Regions from separate parts of the Homo sapiens genome. Here region 2 is linked to region 1. Evidence: read pairs that join two places in POLR2A ChIA-PET (ENCODE). Cell type or tissue: Caco-2. All regions are shown on one strand. Links, peaks and the distances in the headings refer to the core of each region. The heading gives the core; the rest is flanking DNA.

The links. ChIA-PET counts read pairs that join two places held together with the same protein. Peaks named below come from ENCODE experiments on the same cell type or tissue, not always from the same donor. Only the 100,000 strongest peaks of a DNase experiment are listed, where the experiment ranks them.
Region 2: POLR2A ChIA-PET joins it to region 1 with 10 read pairs; 6 of 35 experiments call an interaction of 5 or more read pairs at or near these places.

What each region holds. Positions count from the first base shown.
Region 1 is chr20:33,640,176-33,651,387 of GRCh38, forward strand. It overlaps CBFA2T2 (CBFA2/RUNX1 partner transcriptional co-repressor 2), which reads left to right. Exons shown (of 11, transcript NM_001032999.3): 10 at 166-356; 11 at 4,172-9,855. The coding sequence ends at 4,471. Among named protein-coding and RNA genes, the nearest start is that of C20orf144, 17 kb to the right of the region's middle. In Caco-2, for the core only: no CTCF peak of the experiment used is centred there; DNase peaks (open chromatin) are centred at 336, 4,316, 4,806 and 7,886.
Region 2 is chr20:33,574,858-33,582,857 of GRCh38, forward strand. The region is part of intron 1 of CBFA2T2 (CBFA2/RUNX1 partner transcriptional co-repressor 2); the gene reads left to right. Among named protein-coding and RNA genes, the nearest start is that of C20orf144, 83 kb to the right of the region's middle. RefSeq lists enhancers at 6,390-6,889, 7,127-7,711, 7,712-8,000. In Caco-2, for the core only: no CTCF peak of the experiment used is centred there; no DNase peak of the experiment used is centred there.

The DNA of each region.
Region 1 (11,212 bases), core at 1-8,000:
CCAGCACCTGCATGGATGGACACATGAGTGTGAAGATCATGTGTTCCTCCCTGTGGAGTTTTAGAAAAGATCACTTTGTGTCAGCTCTCTCCTTACTTAGAATTGCCGTGGGATGGGAGGGAAAAGATTTCTCGGCCAGTTGATTTTACTGTCACTTTCTTCTAGAAGAAGCTGTGAATAAGGTGAAAATTCAGGCCATGTCAGAAGTACAGAAGGCCGTCGCTGAGGCAGAGCAGAAAGCCTTTGAAGTGATTGCAACAGAGAGAGCACGAATGGAGCAAACCATAGCGGATGTCAAGCGGCAGGCCGCAGAGGATGCTTTCCTCGTCATCAATGAGCAAGAGGAGTCCACGGAGGTCAGAGCTCTGCGCCCTGGGGGCTGGGGTGAGCAGCTGGAGTGACCACGCCCGCTGCCTTCCTCTCATACGCTGGGCAGGAAGACACAGGCAGTCCACTCTTGAGCTCAATGAGGATAATTTTTATCCAGTGCCAGGAGAGTTTTGGTTCTCATGCTAAGACTCTTTTACATGCCAAGATAGTGAATTATTACATTGTATTTTTACATACATACATATATATATAGAGAGAGAGAGAGAGGCTCAGTGTATTGGTGTAAATTTTGAGAATTCACCCTAAAGACAGAGTTTGTGTGATTGCACGATGATGATGATGACCAGCATTGACGGAGTGGGCTTACTGTGTGCCAGACACCCAGCAAAGTTGTATATTTTCTTTTTGAGTCTCACAATGGCCCTAATTTGCAGATGAGGAGACTGTGGCTCAGGGAATGCAACTAATATACCCCTTTGGTGCTGAAGTCAGGATACAGGAGTAAGAAAGTGCAGGGTCCTATAGCACCTAGGCTTTTTTTTTTTGAGACGGAGTCTCTCTCTGTCCCCCAGGCTGGAGTGCAGTGGTGCAATCTTGGCTCACTGCAAGCTCCACCTCCTGGGTTCACGCCATTCTCCTGCCTCAGCCTCCCGAGCAGCTGGGACTACAGGTGCCTGCCACCACACCCGGCTAATTTTTTGTATTTTTAGTAGAGACGGGGTTTCACCGTGTTAGCCAGGATGGTCTCGATCTCCTGACCAGCACCTAGGCTTTTTACAAATAGGATAGCTGGTTTGTGGACTGAAGTAACAGGTTGGGTGTATCTGCCTGATTGTCCAGGACCCAGGATCCAGGGCCCAGGACTTGGTGATGGTTCTATACAGGACGCTTGAGTACTACAGTGAGGAGAAAAATCAACAAACTGAAAAAGAATCTGTGACAACATGAGAACAGCCCTTTTGAATTTAATGCAGTTTTTCTGTAAATTTCATTTTAGTCATTTTTCAGCTTTAAAACAAGAAACCAGTTTCTTTCTGTAAGTAGGTAGATCTCATCTACTGGATGGGAGACCGGCTGTCTTTGGGACATTCTCTTGAAGTTCAGCACTCACTCTGTCACCGAGGCTGGAGTGCAATGGTGCGGTCTCGGCTCACCGCAACCTCTACCTCCGGGTTCAAGCGATTCTCCCACCTCAGCCTCCCAAGTAGCTTGGAGTACAGGTGCACACCACCGTGCCTGGCTAATTTTCATATTTTTAATAGAGATGGGCTTTCGCCATGTTGGCCAGGCTAATCTTGAACTCCTAGCCTCAAGTGATCCACCCAACCTTGGCCTCCCAAAGTGCTGGGATTACAGATGGGCTTTTTTTTTTTTTTTAACAAACAATAGAAATGTTATTTTCTTGTAATTTAAATGGTCCATTTCAGTATTGTACTGTCACACATGGCAATGTGCAGATGAAAATGCCTAAATACCACGTGGCTATCACAGAGGATGTGGTGAAATTCCTTATTACAGCTCTTCAATACAGATACTATGGATTGTGAGAAAATAGTTTCTTTAATCCCCCTCCCTTTTCGTTCTCTCCTCCTCCTTTGTCTTTTTTTTTTTTGTGTGTGTGTGTGTGTGTGTGTGTGTGTGTGTGTGTGTGTGTGTGTGGATAACAGGGTCTCACTATATTGCCCAGGCAGGTCTTGAACTCCTGGGCTCAAGCTATATATACTCTTGCTTCTGCCTCCCTAAGAGCTGGGATTACAGGCATGAGCCACCACGCCCAGCTTCTCCTCCTCCTTTTTCTTTAGAATTGTTTTTGAGGCTGGGCACAGTGGCCAATGCTTGTAATCTCAGCACTTTGGGAGGCCAAGGTAGTGTGAACACTTGAGCTCAGGAGTTCAAGACCAGCCTTGGCTAGATGGTGAGACCCCATTTCTGCCAAAAAAAAAATTTAAAAATTAGCCAGGCATGGTGTCATGCACCTGTAGTCCAGGTACTTTGGAGGCTGGGGCAGGAGGATCGCTTGAGCCCAGGAGGTGCAAGCCTGACCATGATCGTAACACTGCATTCCAGCCTGGGTGGGAGAGCAAGACCCCATCTCTTTAAAAAAAAAAAGAAAAAAGAAAAAAGGTGATGACGATGGCAAGATGAGGGGGAAAGAAAAGAGAATTGTTTTTGAGAGTGAGATATCTGTTTCTCTTCTCTATGTTTAACTGTGTATGTATAGCCATCCATATCAGTATCTGTATTTGTCCTTATTTATCTACTTTTATCTCTGTTTATCTTTAACTATGTCTATCTCCAAAGAAAGAGTATAGCTTTTGGCTTAGAGCATAGATCCTGGATCTGGACTGCGTAGGTTTAAATCCCAGCTCTCCATTTTGAGCATTGTGCTTTTAAGGAATTGTAATTTTAAATAAGCCACAAAGTAGCCTCCAGGTGAGGTGCACACCTGGACCTATCCCTGCAAAATCACTTTCAAAAGCAGGGAAGGGATAGAGGGCCTGTCCTTTGGATGAGTTTGCATTGGACCAAAACGGCTGATTCTCGTCCATCAAGAATGTTCAGCTAGAATATCCTTGTTGAAATTTGGCAGGTATTCCTGGAGTTTCTTGTTCATCTTGTGAAAGGTGGTCTGGTGTGGGGGAGGAAGGAGGCCAGGACTGGAGGTTAGGAGCCCTGACTTCTAGCCGAGTTCCCTCTCATACTGGCAGTATACCCTTAAAGGAGTCAGTCTCCATCTCTGTTCAATGAGTATAGCAGCTCCTATCCTATTGGTCTGATAGTTATTAGGGAACAGGCACAGTGGCCCATGCCTGTAATTCCAGCTCTTTAGGAGGTCAAGGTGGGAGGGTCCTTTGAGGCCAGGAGGTCAAGACCAGCCTGGGCAATATAAGGAGACTCTGTCTCTACAAGAAATTAAAGAATCAGCCAGGCATGGTGGCACATGCCTGTAGTCCCAGCTACTCAGGAGGCTAAGGTGGGAGTGTGGGAGGATCCCTGGAGCCTAGGAGGTCAAGTCCAGCTTGGGCAACATAGCAAGACCCTGTCTCCAAAAGAAAAAACAAAACAGCAGCAGCAGCCTTCGTTGAGTCAGATTATCAGTAAAAACAATGAAGATTATTCTCTAATGAGGGAAGCAATATCAGCTGGGCGCTTATAATCCTGACACTTTGGGAGGCTGAGACAGGCAGATCACTTGAGCCCAGGAGTTCAAGCGTAGCCTGGCCAACATGGCAAAACCTCATCTCTACTATATATATATATATATATATATATATATATATATATATATATATATATATATATATATATATAGTATATAATGTGTGTGTGTGTGTGTGTGTGTGTGTGTGTGTGTATATAATGTATAATTACAAAAATTAGCCAGGCATGGTGGCACATGCAGAAAGGAGTAGGATAAATGTTCGTCTTAACACATGTGGTCTTAGGATAGATGGCTCTTGGGGGAGACCCTGGCACAGAGTTTGGTTTGGTTTCTGACTATTAAAATGAGCCAAAAGATGAGTCCATGCCTTAGGCAGGAGAGATGGCCACCTGCCCTAGGCTGGTGCTGTGTAAGGTATTTTCACACACACATCTCATTTCACTGTTCCTGTCATCTTGCAGGGAAGTAGTTTTCTTGTTTTACAGATGAAGGAAACTCAGAAAGGCAGTGTGTATTTCTCATAGTTAAACAGCAGTAGAGGGCGGAGTTGACCACAGGTGTATGTAGTTCCAAAGCTGGGGTTCTCTACATACAGCCCCTTGCTTTACTGTGCAGGGAATGAATGGCAAGCCTGCCCCTCAATCCCAGCAACCACTAACTGATGCCTGTGTCTTGCAGAACTGCTGGAACTGTGGCCGCAAAGCCAGCGAGACATGCAGTGGCTGCAATATCGCGCGATACTGTGGCTCTTTCTGCCAGCACAAGGACTGGGAGCGGCACCACCGCCTCTGTGGTCAGAACCTGCATGGCCAGAGCCCCCACGGCCAGGGCCGGCCGCTGCTTCCTGTAGGCAGGGGCTCCTCTGCCAGGTCCGCCGACTGCAGCGTGCCCAGCCCAGCCCTCGACAAGACCTCGGCAACCACATCGCGTTCCTCAACACCTGCTTCTGTGACAGCTATCGACACCAACGGACTCTGAGCCCCGGACTCTGCTTACCCTGATGGCTGCTCAGCACCACAGAGTGCTTGGGCTGAGGGACTGACTGTTGGAACCCGTGCATGTAGCTGCCGGGTCATCAGCAAGAAATGAATTGGAGGCAGGAAGAGTCCAAGCCTGAATAATAACACCCCACAGCCTCTCTGTGCACTTGCTGTCTGCGGAGCCAGTGTGCCATTCTCTGCACATGGGCAGCCAGCCTGAGCTGCCTCCTCCATGGCTTTCCTGGTTTGTTCCTCTCTCCACTGAAGCTGACTTAGCCGGCCCCTTTTCAGTGTAGACCACCAGCTCCCCTCCCCATCTCCTTGAGTCAGCAGACTGTCCAATGTGCTCAGCCAGGCTGGAGGCGGCAGGCGGCAGGCAGCAGGCTGTGGAGGAGGCCCCTCGGTCAGGGAGCGGCCTGCCTCACCCCTGAATAGCTCCTTCGGCCCCATCTCCATCCTCAGCAGATGACACTGATTGGCCTCACGGGGACTTGGGTAAGCAACAGGCGGCATTCAGGACTCTTCTCAACCCTGCTGTTCAGACTTGATAAGATCTCAGAGTCCACAGGAAAGAAGTCACTGTTGCAATAAAAGCACCCGTAGTAGCAAAAACATAAAACAAATAAAACTTCCCCCACATCACAGATGATTTTGGACAAGATTTTCCAACCTTGCTGGCTACTTTAGTTTGGGACCTGTTTTTTTTCTCATTTGATTTTGCTTGTGCAGAAAATAGTTTCCAGCACATGGATTGATCTGAGAGAGAATGAGGCTCAGTTGTGGATAGTCTGTTTTCTCTGAGCATGTTGGCCAACTAGTATCGTCAAATTATTGAGTGGATCATCTCTTGGAAATGCAGAACTTCTGCCACCACTTGGCTATTTGCACAGTCATCTTGTTCTGTGTCCTTTTATCTCTCAGACCACACACATCTGGAACGCTGTGGGCATCTTCTGCCCATGGGCTCCATTTGGCACCTGCTGAGCCACAGTTGTCCTGCTGGATGTGCTGTGCAGGTTGGTAGGACTTGCCCCCACTGTCAAGGCCTGGTCTCATCTGAAAAGCCCTCCTGGACCTCAAAGAATTCTTCAGACCTCATAGTTACAGGTCATTATATCTACTATGTTGATTTATCATCAGGCACACAACTTCTGTTTCCTTCTCTTGTGTTATCTGATAGCGTCCCTCCTTGAGCTCATCAGAAAGGTTTTATGAAATGTGAACCATTTTGGGAAAAGCTGATCAATTTTTCTTCCTAGCTTCCCATTTTCAAATGGGACATCACTCATATCCCTTTCAGAATGTTAGGAACTGCCTCCCACATTCTTCCCTGTCTTTTTGGGTTTTGTTTTTTGTTGTTGTGGTGGTTTTTTAACACAAAGTCTCACTCTGTTGCCCAGGCTGGAGTGCAGTGGCATGATCTTGGCTCACTGCAACCTCTGCCTTCCAGGTTCAAGCAATTCTCCTGCCTCAGCCTCCCGAGTAGCTGAGATTACAGGCGCCCACCACCACGCCCAGCTAATTTTTGTATTTTTAGTAGAGACAGGGTTTCACCATGTTGGCCAGGCTGATCTCGAACTCCTGACCTCAGGTGACCTGCCTTGGCCTCCCAAAGTGCAGGGATTACAAGCGTGAGCCACCATGCCCGGCCTGTCTTTTTGGTTTTGATGGGAGTCTGAGGACCCCGACCCCTCCTGCTCTCCATCTTTGAGCCTCTGGCATCCTCTCACACCCAGAAATCAGTTGGAGTAAGTTTAATTGGCCCTGCTCCAGCTGGCCTTTGAAGCACAAGTTTAAATCTCCACCTTCTGTGCACTGACCAGAGTCTAAAATAAAAGTTGTCAGTACCATAAAGGAAAAGGGATCCACACAGGTAGCCTTCTCCTTGGATACAGGTACATCTTACTGTAAGAATTTCAAGTCCTGGCTGGGCGCAGTGGCTCACTCCTGTAATCCCAGCACTTTGAGAGACCGAGGCAGGCAGATCACTTGAGGTCAGGAATTCAAGACCAACCTGGCCAACATGGTGAAACCCTGTCTCTAATAAAAAAAAAATAGAAAAATCAGCCGGGTGTGGTGGCACACACCTGTAATCCTAGCTACTCAGGAGGCTGAGGCAAGAGAATCTCTTGAACCTGTGAGCCAGAGGTTGCAGTGAGCCGAGATTCCACCACTGCACTCCAGCCTGGGCAACAGAGCAAAACTCTGTCTCAAAAAAAAAAAAAAAAAGGCAAAATTAAAGAATTTCAAGTCCCTAATTTACTCTAACCAAGCATTTTCAGTCTTACAAAGAAATCTAGTGCACGACACCTTTAAAATGCCTAGATTTCCATTGCCTAAAGTAAGGTGTGACCAGTGAAACAACAGCAGAGAATCATGTTCCTTTGCTGTGGAACACATAAGCCCCACAGTTTTCCAGTCAGCCTAATACATGGGTATCCCCCGACCCCATCTGCCTCCTTAAGCCACAGTCCTTGGTGGGGAACTCTAAGGGGGACGGAGTCAGTACCCCGGACAGGGCCACATTTGCATGAGACATGGCTGTCTCACAGGTCACAGAGCCATTACAACAGCTTACTAGTTTTTCATGGATTTGTTGGATTAACACCTTAAGCAGGTTTTTTATTGTTATTTTGTTTGTTTGTTTGTTTTGAGACGGGAGTTTCTCTCTTGTCTCCCAGGCTGGAGTGCAATCGCGCAATCTCGGCTCACGGTAACCTCTGCCTCCCAGGTTCAAGCGAGTCTCCTGCCTCAGCCTTCTGAGTAGCTGGGATTACAGGCATGCGCCACCACGCCCAACTAATTTTGTATTTTTAGTAGAGACGGGGTTTCTCCTTGTTGGTCAGGCTGGTCTCAAACCCCGGACCTCAGGTGATCCCCCCACCTTGGCCTCCCAAAGTGCCAGGATTACAGGCATGAGCCACTGTGTCCGGTCTTGAGCAGGTTTTTAAAATCTCCAGTGGCCATAAAACTAGCCAGGGTAGCTCATGCTTTTACTGGTTGGAATAAGGAGCCAAAACCAACAAAATAATATTTATTAGGGCTCGATGCCCATTTCTGTGGCTAAGGCTTAGGTTTGGTGTGCAGAGCCTGGCCTGCTCTTGTGGGCTGTGGTTGCTGTGACAGTTTCGTTTTCTGAATCTTTGTAATGCTCTTCCACCCTGCTCGTGCTGCCCAGAGGCTGATCTGCAAACCTGGGCAGTATTCCACACTGAAGCTCAGTTTGCAAACCTTCTGCTGTGTTAATTCTGGTCAGTTTCACACAGAAGTCACGAGGGCCTCTGCCCAGGACCTTCTATTCACATTTCAAGAATCCCTTTCTGAAATTCTCCAACTCTCTGGTCAGGAGGAGGAGCACCATTGGGGCGGGGTAGGCAGCTAGAGGCGCAGGAGCGAATCCAGGTTCCTTGCGTGGTTCCCAGCCTCTGCTGACAGCACCTCAGCTACCAGGTGGGGAGTGGAAATTCAGCCTGCTTAGAGGACTGACCTCTACAGTTCATATTTGCAGTGACATAAAAGGCAAAGAGGAGCTGGCATGGTGGTACAGAAGGTATCAGTCAAGCGCAGGCTCTTCAGAAACCTAGAAACTAAAAAGAGATGCAACATGTGACTGGCCATCAGCCAGACATGTCTAGGGTGAGACCAGTGCTCAGCACCACCCGCCAAGGAACACTGATGAGTTGTGGGACATTATGGTCGGCCAAGTGAGGAATGATTGCAGGGACCAGAGAAGACCAAAGATGCCAGATGTCCCCAGAGTTTCTTGAGGGCTGGGTTTCACGTCTTTGCTTGTCCTTTTTGTCCCCACTTGCCTGCACCGTGCCTGACTCATCCAGTGGGGAAGGTGACTCAAGAAGTTGTTTAAGCCTAGGCCTAGGCAGTCCACTTCGGGAGGTGGGGGCACTCCACACTGGGGGGCCCTGCAGCTCCAGGGCTGGTGCTCTAGCAGATCCGCTCAGGCACGGTTGGGTGACCGTGGGGTCACCGATTGCGTAGATTATTTCTAGGGCAGTGCTGGGTTAGAAATGTCTGTCTGGAAACAGGACACATCTTGCCACCACAAGTCCACACCTGGCCTTGGCTGCTGCCCGCTCTCTGCAGCGTGGATTTCCTTTGCCCATTTGGGCCAGAAGGTCACCAGGAGTTCATCACTGCTTAGTGTCAACTTGACATCTTCAGCTTCCAGACAGAAAACCCATGCTTTACTTTGTACAGCCCTGTCCCAGAGTTAGTAAGCCTCGGCTTGTCACCTGCTTGCAAAGGGTATAGACATCATTCTGGGTAGTTCTAGAGGATATCGCAACAAGTGCGTTTGAAGGTTCAGCACAGCTGGAATTGTACGGTAGTGAGCTCTTCAAAATGAAAACAGAATGACCGGATGGCCATCTGTCCTGGAAACTGTAGAATTGAATAAATCACTGAAAATAGAACACTTCTTGGAGGCTTTCTTCAGAACTGAACTAGAAACAAGGTTTCCAGGCTCCCAGGTCAGTAGACCAAACCAACTTCCTTAGATTTTTTTTTTTAAGCTGTTTGCAGAAAACTGGGTGGTAGCGTGTCTGAACCAAACGGAAGAATAGCCAGCGGAGCATGGACTGTTCCAGCACGGGCCAGATGGCCAGCTGTCGAGAGCAGCCCTGCCCAGATTGCGGTGGGGGCTGTGCCAGCGGCTCCGCAGGGCCCTTCCAACTCTGGAGTGTCTGTAGTTCTTGTGAAACCAAAACGTTGACTACCTGCCTCTTTCCTCGGGCATCGACGTGCTCATTTCCAAAGATGATGGTGCAGGTGACCTTTTCCATCGTGAGCTAAGAGAAGGTTAGGAGGCCTGAGGGGCGGGCCTTGTGTCCCCTCCTCCCCCTCCACAGCCCCTGAGGTGGAGCTTCCCTCACAGACCCCATCTGGTCGAGCCTACGGCTGCCCAGTGTACACTCAGTGATGCTTATACCAAATAGGGCATGTGCGCTGGTGTCTGTTGGGGACAGCCCCATCCCTACCTTGGAGTCGGCAGAGAAGCAGCAATAAGCATTAGGCGAATGATTGAAAGGGCTGCTGCGCCAAGAGGCCTTCAGTCCCCTTAACGTGGCTTTCCAACTTCCTGACGAGGCTACAAAGGCTCCGCTCACAAAAGAAAGCCAATAATGTAAATAAATAGAAAACGAAGCCTCCACGCGTGGTTTTTAAAGGGGGATGATGAATGTGACACCACCCACAGAATGCATTAGAATCTGGTTTTTCTGTGCTTTGTCATTTTACTCTGATAGGAATTTTTGTTACCTAACTCTGTGCATAACTTATTTAATGTACTGTATAAATGAACCAAAACTGTTAAATATGTATTTAGTTTGTTCTACTTAAAGTAGTCAATAAAAAGGCTATATTCCTTTTCTGCCTCAAGCTGGAATGGGACCGGGAGGAAAGGTGGTCCCTACACTAGGAGGTGTCCCCTCACCCTAATTCCCAAATCCTTGAGGAAGAGGGAGAGAGGGGCCTCAACTGGTTCTAGTCGTGGCCTGAAGAGCATCCAAGGGCATGAAGCAGGGGGTGTCTGCACCCCATGTGCCTGGAACTGGCCTCTCTGGAAAGCCAGCTGCACCAACTGGTCAGTGCCCTGTGGGGACCAGGCCCAACCAGGCTGGCTGCTGGAGCCCACCAGTGGGCCTGCGGTCAAGGGCCAACAACAGCTTCCAGACACTCCCCGTTATTTCTTTTAAGTGGTGTTTCGTTTTGTTTTGTGGGGAGGGGGCAGGGTCTCTGTTGCCCAGGCTGGAATGCAGTGGCACGATCACAGCTCAGTGCAGCCTCCACCTCCCAGACTCAGGCAATCCTCCCACCTCAGCCTCCTAAGTAACTGGAACTACAGGCATGGGCTACCACGCCTGGCTGATTTTTTGTATTTTCTATAGAGACAGGGTTTCACCATGTTGCCCAGGCTGGCCTCAAACTCCCGGGCTCAAGCGATCTGCCTGCCTCGCCCCCGCCAAAGTCCTGGGACTACAAGCATGAGCCACTGCACCCGGCCAAATTATCTTGTAATAAGGAAAAATGAACCACAGAGAATCTGACCATCTGTCCTGCCTGAACAGGGTGGTGGACTTGTGGATATATTTTCTAGTAACATGTATTTTCTTGTAAAATTTTAACACAAATGTTAACAAACATACCTGGACTTGTCAAATATTCACTTATGTCCTTATGACACTGATGTTAAATCACAGGTAATTTTACTGTTGCCTTCCAATTTAATTTATTTGCTAAATGGTTGCATCATTTAATTGAGGCCATAATTTTTTTTAACCCTTCACCTTCTGTTGGGCAATTGGATCGCTTTCGCGTTTTCCAGTGTGGCATACATCTTCTATGCATACTCTTTCTTCGCATTATTTATTTCCCTAGGATAATTTTCCAAAGTGGGGGTTTTTGATACTGAACATTTCTTGGATCCTTGAAATCTGTACAAACTACTCTCCCTAAAAGCCCAACAGCTTGTGTTGCCTCCAGCAGCCCCTGGGTGGTACTTTCCGTGGCCCTAAGGCTGGTGCAGGCACACCTGTGTGTGGAATTTCAGGCTGCCAGTCCGGTTTACCAGCTGGTGAGCTGAGGCCTCACTTCTGTCACTCAGATACCCATCTGTGCTCTCTCCCTGAGACCCGCCTCTCCTGAACAGCCTTGCCCAAGAGGCTCGTTGGGACCACTAGCTTCACAATCCCCTAGAATGCAAGGGGAGAGGGACTGGTTACTA
Region 2 (8,000 bases), core at 1-8,000, 65 kb before region 1:
AATGATTGGTCTTAAAACAGATTTAAAATGAAAAGATTAAACTGATCAATGTTTTTTATGCTTTTAAAAAATGTGGCTGATAAAGCGTTTTTGTGCTTTTAAAGGGAGCCTGGATGAATAGGCTTTGGTACTGTATGTATTGTATTAAACATTTGGAGTGGCAAAATAATTTCTAAAATATTTCTAGCAACTTCATTTTCATTTTATCTGCAGGATGAAAAAGTAAATTTGGGGATTGTTGATTAAATTAGCAAACCATATGGTTGTTTGCGCAGACTGACTGCTATGCGAGGTAGCTGTGTTATTTTTCTTTCAGGATATGCTGTTGTATCTGATGCCAGTGTTCTGAAACACTTATTTTCTAGTCAACAGTAGGTGAAGCAATTATTTCTAGTCATTATGGTTTTTCTTGATGCCTTAATTAATGTCACAATTTGTGAATGCTTTACCCTGCTGTTTAAAATTAGTTTAATATTTTAAAAGATTAAATCTTCACATTTATGTAATGCTTCCCAACCTCTTTTCACATCATAGCATACATAGAAAGTATTAAGTTCTGATTGGCTGTCCCAGGCTGAGGAAATCATTATCTCAGTAAACTGATAATCATTCTTCATAACTCTCTGGCGTTGGTCCCTGGCACACAGCTTGGGAAGTTCTGTCTTAATAGAAAAGATATAGAAACCTTTCTGTACTGTATTGCAGTTAGTTAAGAGGAATTAGGAAAGAGTTATAGAGTCTTTCTTAATAGGGTTTTTTTTTTCCTTTTTCGCTAGAAGCCTAAATCTCACCAAATTATCGGGTGTTATACTAGGAACTATGGTTATAAGAGTGAAGAGCTCAAGGAACTCACAGACAGACAGGCACAGAAACAAATCACCTGTGGCACAATATGACAAATGACATCACAGAGGTGTTTATTTTTATTTTTATTTTTTGAGACAGAGTCTCAGTCTGTCGCCCAGGCTGGAGTGCAGTGGCGCGATCTCAGCTCACTGCAAGCTCCACCTCCCGGGTTCACACCACTCTCCTGCCTCAGCCTCCCGAGTAGCTGGGACTACAGGCGCCAGCCACCACGCCTGGCTAATTTTTTTTTTTTTAATGTATTTTTAGTAGAGACGGGGTTTCACCATGTTAGCCAGGATGGCCTCGATCTCCTGATCTCGTGATCCGCCCACCTTGGCCTCCCAAAGTGTTGGGATTACAGGCGTGAGCCACCGCGCCTGGCCTAAGAGGTGTTTATAAGAAGCTGTAAGAGTCCAAATGTGGGAGGTTTTATTTCTGTCAAGGTGCACTTGAGTCTACCAGGGAGGACTTGGAGTTAGACCTTAAAGTAGGAGTTTCTAAAGTGCCAGAGACAGGGAAAGCAGGGCATTGCAGGTGGAGAGCACAACCTGTTTTATAGGCTTTCTGCCTCCTTAATATCTAGCAGAGGTCTCATCTTAATATAAAAGTAGATACTGGAACTTAGGAGTTTGCTCTGATGGCAGACATGGATACTTGCCCTGCCAGAGTGCCCATCTACCTTCCATTTATGTTGTTTGGATTCAGTCTCCACTATACTATAGCCTTATATTTGCATGGTGCTTTTAATTTTCAAAGCTTTTTATCCAAATAACAGCCCCTCAGGGATAGGAAATAAAAGCCAGCTGGTAGTGTTTTTATTTTTATAGAGGAGAAAACTGAGACATCACCATCATATCAGCATTTCATTTCCCAGATAAGAAGGTCTTTTTTTCATCTCTTGATTGCAAAGGGTGCTGCCCAACAGGAATAACCTCTCCCAATTTTCTGGGCACAGCCCAGAGTGCTGACTGAGGCAGCCACCAGGAGGGCGCCAGCAAGGCAGACAGCATGGCTGCTGATCACAGAGCTAACAGCTCGACATCTGCAGGCTGCAGCTGTACATTTTTGCTACAGCACATCCGTATTTCTGCTCACACTTGTGAAGAATCACAGAGTTTGGAAGAATATGAGTTAAACCGTTCCAAGTGTATAAGTGTGCTCCATCTCTGGGAGTTTTATTCTGTACTGGGTGGAGTGGTCTATGAGATCTTATAGCTGCTACTTTTCTCTGTTTATTTATTGCCATATTTAGTCCATCTTCCCTGTCCTAATTTTAGTTCAATGCCAAAAAAAGATGGAGCACTCCATAATAGATGAATTGAGAGGGTGCTGATTGTGTCACTGAAATGTTTGCCAAAGAAATTGTTTTTCTAGCTGATTTTGTTCTGCCTCCATCTTTCAGTCTATTTGGAAAACACAGTAGAGTACCTGGTTATCTTTCAGAGTGTCATTGTTAAATAATCATTTCAGTAAGCAGTGATGGCTGTTGATCATTTTAGACTTGTGCCTATACTAAGTATTTATCCATTTTTCTAATATACCTGGATTTTTAAAAATATTGATGGATAAAAACTTTCTGGATTGTTGATTTTGAGGAGGTATACCAAGAAGAGAAGGGTGATCTTGGTGTGGAGCCAACATCTTTGAAATCTTGGCTTATTTGTTCTTACTCCTTAAGGCACCCCATTGCCACTCCTTAAGCCCATGTATTTGACAGTGGGGCTTTTTGTCAGAAGCCTCTCTGATTGTCATTTGGGGACTTAAATGGGCTCCTACATAACAGCTTCTATGCTTCAATTTTCTAACTTGTCCAGGGTGTGCTTCAGCTGTAGACTGTGTATTTACGTTCATATATTTGTGAAGAAAGACAGGAACTATATAGTAGAATGTGAAGTCTCTCTGAACTGTAATCAATGTGTTTTATTAAATTCTTGGTCACAATGTGCAAACTTCATTGAGTCCTACAATAATTAATTCTTTTTGCATTATTTATTTTGCTATAGTATGGTCTCTGGAGCTCAGCAGAGCTGCCATTTCTTAGCCATATGACTTGGGACATAATTTTTGACTTCTCTGAGCCTTAGCTTCTGGTTAAATAAAGTGGTATTGGAGATGGTACCTTCTACTGTCTTAGTGTCATTTAAATAAGAAAATATTTTAGCACCATTCTTTGCGTGTAATAAATATTTTGTTATTTCTAAATGAATATATGAAGATGGAGAGTAATGGTAGCTATTACTATTATAGTTATTTCCTGACTTGTATTTATCCTTCCCAGCAAGAAAGTCTTGTCCTACTCAAATCTTGGGTAAATATGAAACTTGCTTCATTATCAGTGTGGATTGAGAAGGTGTGTACGGTGTTCCTGGGCATCTGAAGAAAGGCTTTTAAATCAGCTTTCCTTTGTGGTCAGTTGGTCACAAATAACATCAAAATATCAATTGTTAATATTCATATTTATTTTTTCCTTTACAGCTGACTACTTTAGTATTGGTACACCTAATTAAAATTTTTCCACCTCTAAAATTTTTTCTAGGGCAATTTATATATGATTGAATTAATTTACATTGAGTATTAGTTTCCTTGGTTTTTAAAAATAGATCCCCCCAAAATGGTAAGGAGTTGAGAAGTTAAGGCTGTGAGCAAATAGAGAATTTGGGCCTAAAGTTTAATGTGGAAATGAGAAGATGATTTCAATTGATTTGTAGAAAGAACCATAATGAAGGGAATTTTCTTAAGTAAACTTATGTTTGTACCCATTTGCTACTATTTTTCTCTTAGAGCTTTTAGCACTTTCTCCCTGTCATAAGGTTGTAGAGTTGCCATACTCTGAGGTGTCCCACAAGGCTAGCACAACAGCCCTCTGCTTGTGGTGCATACAGCTATCATCCAAAGGGGCCAACCACATGACATGGCAGTGTATTTCCAGATGTCATTCTCTCTGTTTGGATGACTTGGGAGCTTAAGAAGGGTATTTTCTCTTGAATAGGAGAAAAATTGTTACTTTGGCATAAGGCCCACTCTGGCACCATTCCCACATCTGTTATTGATTAGAAGTGAATGCTGGTCAGTCAGGATGCAAGAGTGCTGGTCCGATTATCAAGCTCAGCCTTCAGGATGAAATACTGCAGGAAATCTGAAGGATGGCATAAACTGGCTCTACACAGTCTTTAAAAAGACCCTTTCATAAGCTATTGTACAAAGACCTGGTGTAAAGAAATAGCCTGAGTGATGTCTACATGTTAAGAAGATGCCGTAACATGTACATGTAGGATCTATTCTTAGAGGGGAGCAGTGGAATGGGTGGTGGAATCCTTATGCAATGATTTTTAAAATATATAATAAACATGCACAGATACTAAGTGTTCAACCCAATGAGTGCCTTTTTGGTTTTTTTGGGGGTTTTTTTTTGTTTTTTTTTTTTTTTAAGGAAAGCGTCTCCTTCTGTCGCCCAGGCTGGAGTGCTGTGATTACAGACATAAACCACCATGCCTGGTCTATTCATGTTTTTAATTTTTAAATTTTTATTCAATTTTTTTTAAAATTTAGCGATGGGGTCTCACTGTATTGCCCAGGCTGGTCTCAAACTTCTGGGCTCAAGCAGTCCTCCAGTCTCAGCCTCCCAAAGCATTGGGAATACATACGTAAGCCACTGCACCCAGCCTGTTCATTTTCTTAATGGTGTCTTTTGATGGGCAGAAAACTTTAATTTTCGTGAAGTCTAACTTAGCAGTCTTAAAAATTTTATGGTTTGTGCTTTTTTGCTTACCACCAGGTCATAAGGATATTCTCCTATTCTTTTTGTAGAAATTTTATGGTCCGGGGTATTATTTTACAACCCATCACGAATCTTTTTTTTTTTTTTTTTGTATGGAGTGAGAGAGGATTGAGGTTAATTTGTATCTATTTGGACATCGAGTTCCAGCAATATTTGCTAAATAGACTTTTCTTTCCCCATTGAGTTGAGTTGACACCTTTATTGAAACTCACTTTGTGTTTGGTGGTTCGTCCTCCAACCCTGTCCTTCTTTTTTGAGATTGCTTTAGCTCTTTGGTGTCCTGAACATATTATACAGACATCTTGGTACATCTTGGTGTCTCTCTCTCTCTCTCTCTTTTTTTTTTTTTTGAGACGGAGTTTCTCTCTTGTTGCCCAGGCTGGAGTGCAATGGCACGGTCTCGGCTCACCGCAACCTCTGCCTCCCATGTTCAAGCAATTCTCCTGCCTCAGCTTCCTGCATAGCTGGGATTAGAGGCATGCACCACCATGTCTGACTAATTTTGTATTTTTTTTAGTAGAGACGGGGTTTCTCCATGTTGGTCAGGCTGGTCTCGAACTCCTGACCTTAGGTGATCCATCCGCCTCGGCCTCCCAAAGTGCTAGGATTATGGGTGTGAGCCACTGCGCCTGGCCTCTTTTTTCTTTTTTTAATCTAATGCAGAGATATTCTTGAATTTTAAAAACTTTTACAAAATTGGGAATATACATTTTAGGCGTGTAAATTTTTAAATTTTAAGTCCTAACTGTATTTTAACGTTGGTAGCCTATTATTATCAAAACATAGTCATTCTGTGTAACGCAGTAAGAAATATCTAATAGTTGGTTTTACTTAATAAACTTTACTAAATAAAGCCAGTATGTACTATGTACTATGTTCTGGCCACTGGACTTGGCACTTGGAATATGGTGGTGATCAAGATGAACGTGGCCCCAACTCTCCAGAGGCTTACAACCTAAGAGGCCGAAATTGGCCTCTTCTGAAACAAAAATAGACAAATGATGCATTTCAGGCCTTGTGATGTGAACAGAAATTTTTTTATATTCTTCATTACGCAGCAGCTGATAGCAGCATCACAATTTGATAGGGGCCAGGCACGGTGGTTCATGCCTATAATTCAGCACTTTGGGAGGCCCAGGTGGGCAGATCACTTGGGTCCAGCAATTCGAGACCAGCCTGTGCAGTGTGGCAATACCCTGTCTCTACAAAATACACAAAAAATTAGCCAGGCGTGGTGGTATGTGCCTGTAGTCCCAGGCTACCTAGGAGGCCAAGGTGGGAGAATCACCCTGAGCCCAAGAGGTTGAGACTGCAGTGAGCAGAGATCACACCACTGTATTCCAGCCTGGGTAATGGAATGAGCCCCTGTCTTTTATTTATTTATTTATTTTTAAAAAGGCAGACTCCATTTGGGTAGGATGTATGTGCAGTATACAGATAACATTGCTGTTTGTTTTTGAATGAAAATGTTTCCTGAAGCCATAGCATGAGTATTGGAATGAGTATATATGTCTGCCCTCCCTTCCCCTCCCTTGCCCTCCCCTCCCCGTCCTGTCCATCCATCCCGTCCCTCCTTCTTTCCTTCTTTCTTTCCTGTCTTGAGACAGAGTTTCACTCTGTCACCCAGGCTGGAGTGCAGTGGCGTGATCTCGGTGCACTGAAACCTCCACCTCCCATGTTCAAGTGATTCTCCTGCCTCAGCCTCCTGCTGGGATTACAGGCACACGCCACCACACCTGGCTAATTTTTGTATTTTTAGTAGAGATGGGGTTTCACCATGTTGATCAGGTGGGTCTCAAACTCATGATCTTGTGATCCACCTGCCTTGGCCTCCCAAAGTGCTGGAATGACAGGCATGAGCCACCAGGCCCAGCCATGTCTGTCATTTTCTTTGTTAACCTAATTTCTAAAGATTACTCATCTTTTAAACTTCTTTGAAACAAGTTGTTTCATACCTGTGATTTGTACTGTAACTCAAGGTTTTTTGTTTTTTGTTCTTTGTGTGTGTGTGTGTGTGTGTCTGTGTGTTTGTCGTCTTTGTTGTTGTTTTGTTTTGTTTGAATCCTGGGGAACCAGAGGTGTTAGCCTATGTTTTAAAACTCACATTTGGCAATGGTATCAACAGCTGTCACACTGAATAATTGTCATGTCATTATAAGGGTTTCTGTTGCTCACTAATCTGTAGGTATAAATCTGGATTTTAACCACATGTGATTGGTAAAAATTAGTTCTTGTGAGAGATTCTATGCTGTGTAGGCCATCTGTTCCCTATTCTCAAACCCAGAATGAAAAGTTAGCCTTAGAATTTGCAAATCAGTGAACTAAGAGGTATGTTATAATAGGAAGATGGGCTGACTGAAGTCTCTGGAGCTAAGCTGGGACCTGTATGTGGGCACTGCTGGCAGAAACATAAGTGTGTGTGGATAAACTCTTCATTAGTGGAAAGGAATCTTAGTTTTCGGCTGATTTTCAGTGGTGGGCATGACCCCAAACAGAATCTGAGATGATGTAATAATCATCTGTGATTTGATTGTACTTATAAGATTCAGCTAAATCTTCCCTTTTTTGTCCCAGTCTACTTGAGATGTACCTTCCTTGAACCCTTATTGCCCAGCTACATCATGAACTCCTTGAAGGTTGGAATATCAGCTTCAAGTTTGTGTCCCAAACACTTAGTACAGTGCTTGGGTCATGTTAGCCTTTTGATGATGTTGATCAAATGAATCAGCAGCCGGGCGCGGTGGCTCACGCCTGTAATCTCAGCACTTTGGGAGGCTGAGGTGGGTGGATCGTCTGAGGTCAGGCGAGACCAGCCTGGCCAACATGGTGAGACCCCATCTCTACTAAAAATACAAAATTAGCTGGGTGTGGTGGCACATTCCTGTAATCCCAGCTACTTGGGAGGCTGAGGCAGGATAATCACTTGAACCTGGGAGGCAGAGGTTGCAGTGAGCCGAGACCACGCCATTGCACTCCAGCCTGGGCAACAAGAGCGAAACTCTATCTCAAAAAAAATGAATCAGCAAGGTAACTTCTTGCATTAGGAATGACAGCACAGGCCGGGCGCGGTGGCGTACACCTGTAATCCCAGCACTTTGGGAGGCTGAGGCAGGAAGATCACTTGAGGCCAGGAGTTCAAGACCAGCTTGGCCAGCATGGCAAAACCCCATCTCTACTATGCCGGGTGCGGTGACTCACACCTGTAATCCCAGCATTTTGGGAAGCCAAGGCAGGCGGATCACTTGAGGTCAGGAATTCGAGACTAGCCTGGCCAACATGGCAAAACCCCATCTCTACTAAAAATACAAACATTAGCCAGGTGTGGTAGCACGTGCCTGTAATCCCAGCTACTCAGGAGCCTGAGGCAGGAGAATCA